Linked DNA regions of Homo sapiens: region 2 is linked to region 1. Evidence: read pairs that join two places in POLR2A ChIA-PET (ENCODE). Cell type or tissue: GM12878. All regions are shown on one strand.

Region 1 (5,000 bases):
CCCAGTGAATTCTTCCATCTTTGAATTCTAGGCCCCAGGGGCTCAGCAATATCTGCACTCTTGCCCATGAAAGGCAAAGTCAACACATCATCTCTGAGACTGGGCTAGAAAGAAATCAAAAGCAGAGTACTCCTCAGTATCAAGAAATCAAACTGGCAGAACTGAAAACCTGGAGATCCAGGATAAGCTTATTTTAAAGAAGAACCAGTGGAGGCTGGGTGTGGTGGCTCATTCCTGTAATCCCAGCACTTTGGGAGGCCAAGGTGGGCAGATCACAAGGTCAGGAGTTCGAGACTGGCCTGACCAACATGGTAAAACCCCGTCTCTACTAAAAATACAAAAATCAGCCAGGCATGGTGGCACGCACTTGTAATCTCAGCTATTCAGGAGGCTGAGGCAGGAGAATTGCTTGAACTCGGGAGGCAGAGGCTGCCGTGAGCCGAGATTGCACCACTGCGCCCCAGCCTGGGCAACACAGCAAGACTCCGTCTCAAAAAAAAAAAAAAGTGGAAAAATGGGATTTGATAATAAAATGACTTTATAGCCAGCTTCGAATGAACTCTTTCTTAAAACAATCTTTATACATCAATAATACAAATGCTTGCCGTTAATTATGTTTAAAGACTTCTTATTGACTGGCACTGGTAACATACAGGCAACTACCTTACTTTTGGTTACAAAGAAAAGAATGGAAAGCTCAGCATGGACCTACTATCACTACTAGAAAAGTAAAGGGCACACCCTTCTCACTGGTCAGGAGTCAAGAAAGTCACCCTTGTATACTTAATAATCATGCACTTTTATTTCTTTGTGCCCTGGCTCATTCTAAAAAAAAAAAAAAATAGATTTAAAATGGTGAATGGCCATTAATAGTTAAAAAAAGTTAGCTTCACTTATTTCTTTTATACTAGAATAATCTTGTTCCACAAAGCACTTAGGAAGTTGTATTTGATTTCTTAGCAAGTTTTGCTATCCTTTTACCAAAGGTTTTGTTATATACTTTTTATGCTGATGATAAAGTGCACAGCACAATGCTAGAACATAGCAAGCAATCCACAAAATGTAGTTATTAAACCCACTAGGCTGTAAGTTCCAGGAGAGAATGGATTGTCTTGTTTCTGTCTTGTTTAGCACTCTATTTCCAGAACCTAGCTATCTGGCCCATGGTAGGTATTCAATAAACACTGTTGAATAAACAGTTGAATAAGATCTAAGAGTAATTCTCAACTGTCACCTCCTATTTCATGGTTACCAGTGTCCCACCTCCTCTAATCAACAGCAAGGGCCTGGAAGAACCCTACCCCAGAGGAAAGGCACTTAAGTTCCTGTTTGTATTTCCTTAAACTCACCACAAAGATTCTCCCCTTCTGTCCCAAAACCCCAAAATCAATGCTTTGCAACAATGTATTCTTAAACAATTTTGCTTCATTTCCCCTCACAGACAATGCATAAAGTTCCTTAAAACTGCAAGACCTAGTCTAGTTCCCTTTACCCTTTAACGGAAAGGCATATTTGTAAAACTCTATTTTGATTCATAGTTGGTTATCACACAGGCTTCTACTTGTTTTTTTACTATACTTAGTATAAATTAAAATAATATAGGCTTAAAATAATTTGTAAATGTTACAAAGTATACCACACTTTAGAGCAATAAAATTCGGAAACTGACAAATATTTCAATGAATGAATTTTATTCATTGAAATATTCTATTCATTTATTTTCATTCTTGAAAATAAAATTCAGGGGCTGGGTGTGGTGGCTCATCCCTATAATCCCAGCACTTCGGGAGGCCAAGGTGGGGGAACTGCTTGAGGCCAGGAGTTTGAGACCAACCTGGGCAACACAGTAAGACCCTATCTCTACAAAATAAATAAATAAATAAAATAAAATTCGGAGATTTTTTTGGAAGTAGACTTCAGGTCCAGTTCAAGAAGTCACACAAAAAATTATGTGTTGTTACTTTATAGTTATAACTCCTATCTGACCTAAAACAGTAGTATCACCAACCTGATTGCCTTATCTTTCTTATCAGACTTGAGTCCAAATTCCCTAAATTATTTGGATTCAAATGAACTGTTATTCCCTAAAATCAAATCTGCTCTCAAAAAAATGAAGATGGATGGCCAGAGACGGTGGCTCACCCCTGTAATCTCAGCACTTTGGGAGGCCAAGGCAAGTGGATCACCTGAGGTCAGGAGTTAGAGATCAGCCTGGCCAACATGGTGAAACCCTGTCTGTATTAAAAATACAAAAATCATCCGGGCATGGTGTTGCGCACTTGTATCCCAGCTACTTGGGAGCCTAAGGCAGGAGAATCGCTTGAACCCATGAGGTGGAGGTTATAGTGAGCAGAGATGGTGCCACTGCACTCCAACTTGGACAACAGAATGAGACTCTGTCTCAAAATAAAAAAGAAGAAGAATATCACAGGCTCCAAAGTGGATTCTAAAAGAAGTTCCAAAAAATGTTTTCTGCCACACCTAAAAAGGTACTCATTGAAAGAACAACTTCAGGCTGGGCACCGTGGCTGAGGCCTATAATCCCAGCACTTTGGGAGGCCAAGGAGAGCAGATCACTTGAGGTCAGGAGTCTGAGACCAGCCTGGCCAACATGGAGAACCCCGTCTCTACTAAAAATACAAAAATTAGCTGGGTATGGTGGCGGGCACCTGTAGTCCCAGCTACTAGGGAGGCTGAGGCAGGAGAATCGCTTGAACCCAGGAGGTGGAAGTTGCAGTGAGCCAAGATGGCACCACTGCACTCAAGCCTGGGCGACAGAGTGAGACTTCGTCTCAAAGAAAAGAAAAACTTCAAATAACTACGCTGAATCTCTGAATAAGATAACACTTAATTGTAAATCTAAATTCTGGTATTTTCATTCCAACATTAGTTATAATTTGTTTATTGTCAATTGTCATACAATTTCAGTTTCAGTTGTATTTTCTTTCACCAATATGCTGTAGGTTACATCTTAAATCCCTTTAGTAGAAAGACTACTAAACAAACAAGCAAATAAAAAAAACTGCCTCTCTGGAAAGACACAAGACACTTAACAGTGCCTGTCTTTGAGAGAGTAGAGTGGCTGGAGAACAAAAAGGAAAGGAGACTTTTCACTGAATATCTTTTTTTTTTTTTTTTTTGAGACGGCGTCTCGCACTTTCGCCCAGGCTGGAGTGCAGTGGAGCGATCTCAGCTCATTGCAACCTCCGCCTCCCGGGTTCAAATCATCCTCCTGCCTCAGCCTCCTGAGTAGCTGGGAGTACAGGCGCCCGCCACCACGGGCGGCTAATTTTTTGTATTTTTAGTAGAGACGGGGTTTCACCGTGTTAGCCAGGATGGTCTCGATCTCCTGACGCTGTGATCCACCCGCCTCGGCCTCCCAAAGTGCTGGGATTACAGGCGTGAGCCACTGCACCCGGCCCACTGAGTACCTTTGTAAAACTTTCAAATTTTATACAATGTCAATGTATTTTAAAAAATCTGTTCAATAAAATAAAAGTACTTTTAAGTGTCAGATACTGCTGGCTTCTATACCACAGAAAAGTATACCACTAAAGAACTGTGGAGTTAATTTTAATGGTACTTCACTGTAAATCTGAATCTCCTGTTCCAGTGCAGAGCTAGTCACCAATAGTAGCGAACCCTTGCAAGCAATTCAATTGGAGTTCACCCAAACCCTCTATAGTTGAGTTATTCTGCTGTATCACTCCATTAAAATTTAAATAGCATTGAAAACGAAAACGTGATACTACAGAAATGTATGTCAATTCAAGAATGAAAAAATGGAAGTATATTAATGAGCTATAAAATATTAAAAGAGCAATGATCCAAATACGTCTTTGAAAATTAGCAAATCAACTAGATATATATAATATGTATATACTGAATGTATATACCTATATAATATGTATATACTGAATGTATATACCTATATAATATGTATATACTGAATGTAAAATGCTGCAAACCAACTACACACACACACTCTCTGAATGTAAAATGCTGCAAATTCCTTTAAAATGTAAACTGCCATGCTGTAAAAATGGGAGAAAGATGTCAAGCACGGTGCTATCTGCAACATAACTTAAGCAACTTGAACTAGAAAATGCAATATGATCTGTTGCTGGACACAATTGCACAATCTCAATTACCCAGAAGATTCTACCAAACAGGAAATTCATGATGTGACTTTGGGAAACACAGAAATCATATTTAAAGATTAACACATCCAAAAGCCTGGAATTTGTTCCAAAACAAAAAAACGATTTTACAGGCCCGTTTTCAAATGACGCATACAATACGAATTACTAAAACACAGAAAAAGCTAACAGTTAAATCTGATACTTAGTTTAAGATCCGTAGCTTTCAAATTATAGAAAATCTAAAATACAGGGTATAAAACCTTGGAAGTTAAGAGAGCAGTTAGTGAAATATTTCAGGTCTGGAAATTATATGCTATCGACTTAATTTAAAACACACTCACGGTGTAAATTAAAGCTAAAAAGTATCTCTTCCCTTCCTTTTCTATGTGGTTCCATATCCTTACGAAAACCATCGTGTACCTCAGGCCATAAATGCAGATAACTAGATAACTCCCTGCAAGCTCTCTAAGGGACTTTTAAAACACAGTATTCGCAGGAATTATCTCAAAAAATATTTACAATACCTCCCAGCACTGTTAATAACTTTTTGATCTTGAGGGCGCCTTACAGATCTGAATCTTTCTTGCTCCAAATGAGAAAATTGTTTTGTCGAACAATACTTAAATGAGCAGTGGTATGTGACTAATCAGTGAGCCTGCCAGTTTCTCAAGCTGCAGTGTTCTTGCAGGCACTACCACCGCCGCCCCTCCACGGAAAGGAAATACGCTTTCAACCGAATCGGAAACACACCACTCAAGCTGGCACAGTGCTCACCGAGATAAAGTCGGTATTTTAAGCTCTATGGATCGCTGTTAATTCAAGTGCGAATTCAAAAAGAACGCTTTTCAAGATGGGATT
Region 2 (5,000 bases), 470 kb after region 1:
ACAATAACAAAGGCTTTGCAAGGCCTAACCTCCTTATCCAACAAGTTAGCAAAAATTCTAGACTAAACGGCCCTTTCACAAATTTAATGGGAAATTGGTTCGGCAAACGGAAGGGACTTATGTCCTCAATCCTCACCTCTCCTACCATCAAAATAGGGTTCCTTATTCTTGTAGGATGCTGTATCATACCCTGTGCCCGAGGATTAATGCAAAGGCTTATTAAAATAGCTCTCATGAACATGGCTATACAAATATCTCCTGGAGACCTTGCTTTTAATTCTTTTGGTTCTGCGCCCACAAGTAGAATTGCTGGATCAAAGGGTAACTCTATTTTTAATTTTTTGAGGAATTGTCATACAGTTTCCACAGCAGATGCACCATTTTACACTCCCACTAACAGTGCACAAAGGTCCCAATTGCCCACGTCCTCACCAACACTTGTTATTTTCTGTTTTGTTTTTAGAGCAGCCATTCTGGTGAGTGTGAGGTGTTATCCCTTTGTGGTTCTGATTTGCATTTGCCTGGAAGTTAGCGACGTGGAGCATCTCTTCATATGCTTATTGACCATTTGTGTATCACCTCCAGAGAAATGTCTATTCAAGTCTTTCCCCCCTTTTTTCCTTCTGTTTTTTAGAGACAAGGTCTTGCTGCGGCACCCAGGCTTGAATACAGTGATGCGATCATAGCTCACTGTAGCCTCGAACTCCTGGGCTCAAGTGATCTCTACACTTCAGCCTCCTGAGTAGCTAGGGTTACAGGCATGTACCACCACACCTAGCTTTTTGTTTTTAGCAACCGAGTCTCACTGTTGCCCAGACTGGTCTTGAATTCCTGGATTCATGTGATGCTCCCACCTTGGCCTCCCAAAGTGCTGGGAATACAGGCATGAGCCACCACACTGGGCATTTGCCCATTTTTTATTTGTTTGTTGTTGTTGTTGTTTTTCCTTTTTTTTTGGTCATTGAGTAATAATAGCTAACATATATTATGCTCACATTATGTTCCAGAAAGTATACTCAGGGCCAAGCTGAGATGTGGCAACCCTGACAGTCACAATTTGGTAACTGTGGGCAGCAAGCCACCCAGGCGCCGAGGCAAGAGACCGAGGACACGAGCTGTTCCAGTATAATAAAATATAAAACAAGAATAGTTATACTAGATGTAGATCTTAGATATGATTGTATATGAATATCATTAATCATTAGTTTGTAGCAATTACTCTTTATTCCAATATTATAATAATCCTCGCTCTACAATCATAACCTAGGAAAAACCAGGCCATACAGAGATAGGAGCTGAGGGGACATAGTGAGGTGTGACCAGAAGACAAGAGTGCGAGCCTTCTGTTATGCCCAGACAGAGCCAGCAGAAGGGCTCCTTGGTCTAGCGGTAACGCCAGCTTCTGGGAAGATACCCGTTGCCAGGCAGACCGAAGTCTAGCGGTAGCGTAAGTGTCAGGGGAAAACACCTGCTACTTAGCAGACCGGGAAAGGGAGTCTCCCTTTCCCCGGGGGAGTTTAGAGAAGACTCTGCTCCTCCACCTCTTGTGGAGGGCCTGACATCAGTCAGGCTTGCCCGCAGTTATCCGGAGGCCTAACCATCTCCCTGTGATGCTGTGCTTCAGTGGTCACGCTCCTAGTCCGCCTTCATGTTCCATCCTGTACACCTGGCTCTGCCTTCTAGATAGCAGTAGTAAATTAGCGAAAGTACTAAAAGTCTCTGATATGCAGAAATAATGGCGTAAGCTGTCTTTCTCTTTGTCTCCTCTCTCTGCCTCAGCTGCCAGGCAGGGAAGGGCCCCCTGTCCAGTGGACACGTGACCCACGTGACCTTACCTATCAATGAAGATGACTCACACTCTTTACCCTGCCCCGTTTGCTTTGTATCCAATAAATAACAGCCAGACATTTGGGGCCACTACCGGTCTCCGCGCATTGGTGGTAGTGGTCCCCCGGGCCCAGCTGTCTTTTCTTTTATCTCTTTGTCTTGTGTCTTTATTTCCACACTCTCTCGTCTCCGCACACGGGGAGAGACCCACTGAGCCTGTGGGGCTGGACCCTGCAGGTAACCTTTCAAAGCTATAGTCTTTAAATATTTGCTAAACATTTATGGGGTAGGGGTTGGAAGCTGGACAGGGAGAAACTGATATCCTGTTATTAAAAATCATATATAGGCTGGGCACAGTGGCTCACGTCTGTAATCCCAGCACTTTGGGAGGCTGAGGTGGGAAGATTGCTTGAGCCCAGGAGTTTGAGACCACCCTGGGCAACATACTGAGACCTCGTCTCTACAAAAAATTTTAAAATTAGCCGAGAGTGGTGGTGCACGCCTGTAGTTCCAGCTACTTGGAAGGCTAAAGTGGGAGGATCACTTGAGCCCAGGAGTTAGAGGGTGCAGTGAGCTATGGTGGTGTCACTCACTCCAGCCTGGGTGACAGAGCAAGACCCTGACTCAAACGAAAAGAAAAGAAAAGATCATATAGAAACACACTAATTCATTTCTACTGGATGCAGTAGAGTCAATGTCTAAACAAAAGCTTTTTTTGACAAAATCTTTCCCACTTTTCTGAGATTCTTATTCTCTCTTCTCTTCTTGTCTCTGATTTTCCAAACTCGATAACTTCTCAGAAGGCTTGTTAAGGGGCTTAGATTTTTTTTTTTTTTTTTTTTTTTTTAAGACAGAGTCACTCTGTTGCCCAGGCTGGAGTGCAGTGGTATGATCTCGGCTCACTGCAACTTCCACCTCCTAGGTTCAAGCAATTCTCTTGCATCAGCTTCCCGAATAGCTGGGATTACAGGCATGTGCCACCACACCCAGATAATTTTTGTAGTTTTAGTAGAGACGGGGTTTCAGCATGTTGACCAGGCTGGTCTCGAACTCCTGACCTCAAGTGATCGATCCACCTGCCTCAGCCTCCGAAAGTGCTGGAATTACAGGTGTGAGCCACCGCGCCCAGCCTAGGGACTTAGAATTTCAGTAATGAAATAAATCACTCCTTTCCAGTAACCAGCACTAGGTCACGTATTCATCAGCCTCACAGTTTCAGCCGAGTGCCCTGCCATTCTCACGGAGAATGCGACACGTGGAAAGACAGGCAGGTGTGAGCAAGCAAAGCTTTCTACTTCCTTTGGTGGGCACAGGGCTAATTCACAAGTAAATGGTTACATAAGGAAACACCTGAAGGGACCCGAGCTGCTTGGCACATATTTCTGATTCATTGAAGTAATTTTTTTCCATTTGAAATTAGGAAATATTTCCTACAGTTAAGTATAGAATATAGTGATACCCATGTACCCGCCACCAGCATAAACAGATATGAACATTTTTGCCATCTTTGAGAGGTTTTATTCTTTTATTTTTTTGAGACAGGGTCTCACTCTGTCACCCAGGCTGGAGTGCAGTGGCTTGATCATGGCTCACTGCAGCCTTCACCTCCTGGCTCAAGTGATCCTCCCGCCTCAGCTTCCCTAGTAGCTGGGACTACAGGTATGTACCACCATCCCTGGCTACTTTTTAGGTTTTTTTGGAGAGATGGGGGTCTCACTATGTTGCCCGGGCTAGTCTCGAACTCCTGGCCTCAAGCAATCCTCCCATCTTGGCCTCCCAAAGTGCTGGGATTACAGGCGTGAGCCACCACGCCCAGCCCAGAGGTTTTATTTTTAAGAAAAGAAATGTTACAGATACAACTAGAGTCCCACATCCTTCCTTTTACCGTCCCTTCTCAGAGGTACCTACACTCCTGGAGTTAGTGTATATCATTCCTATTAGTGATTTATACTTTAACTACCCATCTCTGTATTCACAATCCAGTCCATTGCTTTGGGTGTTCATCAGTTTTACATAAATGATAGCAATGTACCCACTTATTATTTTTTTTAATTTTTATTTTTATTTATTTTTTTGAGACAGAGTTTCACTCTTGTCACTCACGCTGGAGTGCAATGGCGTGATCTTGGCTCACTGCAACCTCCACCTCCTGGGTTCAAGCGATTCTCCTGCCTAAGCCTCCCAAGTAACTGGGATTATAAGCACCTGCCACCACATCCAGCTAATTTTTGTATTTTTGGTAGAGATGGGGTTTCACCATGTTGGCCAGGCTCGTCTCGAACTCCTGACCTCAGGTGATCCACCCATCTCGGCCTCCCAAAGTGCTGGGATTACAGATGTGAGCCACCGAGCCCAGCCCCATTTATCATTCTTTTAGCTGCTCAGTGTTTGAGACCCCCTCCTATGTAGGAGGCTGAGCCCACTTCCACCATAAAGGCTGAAAGGCCAGCTGCCCGCCTGCCCTTGCAATAGGGGTAGGCATGTGACCTAGGCTCTGCCGGCCAGACCCACTTCCCCTAACTTGGCATTCAGCACTAGAGTTGCAGAGGCTGCACGAGGCAGAAGCAATTGTGGAAAATTTCCAGGGTAGCAGAGGCAGTAGTATCAGAGGCAGCTTCCCTTGTACCTGCCCAGAGCTGGCAGGCGATGGCTGTGCCAGCCGAAGGGCTGGGGCTTAACTGCAGAAATGGTTTAGTCTTGGATCTTGGTTCCTCAGCCCTCTCAGTGATTTTGTGAACTACCCAATATCCTTCCAATGAATCCTTTTCCTGCTTAAAGTCAGAAGGATTTTCTGTTGCTTACAGTTAAGGATCTGGTTAAAAAGGGTGATGCTTTTGCAACTCACTTTTTAAAATTTCTTTTTATTTTAGAGACAGGATCAGCCAGGTATCATAGCTTATGCCTGTAATCCCAACACTTTGGAAGGCTGAAGTGGAAGGATCCTTTGAAGCCAGGAATTCACGACCAGCCTGGGCAGCACAGTGAGACCCTCGTCTCTTTAAAAACATAAATAAATAAGGCCAGCCACGGTGGCTCACGCCTGTAATCCCAGCACTTTGGGAGTCCGAGGTGGGCGGATCACGAGGTCAGGAGATCGAGACCATCCTGGTTAATACAGTGAAACCCCGTCTCTACTAAAAATACAAAAAAGAAAAAAAAACATTAGCCAGGTG

What was found. Peaks named below come from ENCODE experiments on the same cell type or tissue, not always from the same donor. Only the 100,000 strongest peaks of a DNase experiment are listed, where the experiment ranks them.
Region 2: POLR2A ChIA-PET joins it to region 1 with 5 read pairs; 3 of 35 experiments call an interaction of 5 or more read pairs at or near these places.

What each region holds. Positions count from the first base shown.
Region 1 is chr6:36,028,827-36,033,826 of GRCh38, reverse strand. The region is part of intron 1 of MAPK14 (mitogen-activated protein kinase 14); the gene reads right to left. Among named protein-coding and RNA genes, the nearest start is that of MAPK14, 3.5 kb to the right of the region's middle. RefSeq lists a silencer at 4,021-4,315. In GM12878, no CTCF peak of the experiment used is centred here; a DNase peak (open chromatin) is centred at 4,842; H3K4me3 peaks cover 4,388 bases; H3K27ac peaks cover 2,972 bases.
Region 2 is chr6:35,556,782-35,561,781 of GRCh38, reverse strand. No RefSeq gene overlaps it. Among named protein-coding and RNA genes, the nearest start is that of LINC03135, 16 kb to the right of the region's middle. In GM12878, no CTCF peak of the experiment used is centred here; a DNase peak (open chromatin) is centred at 3,001.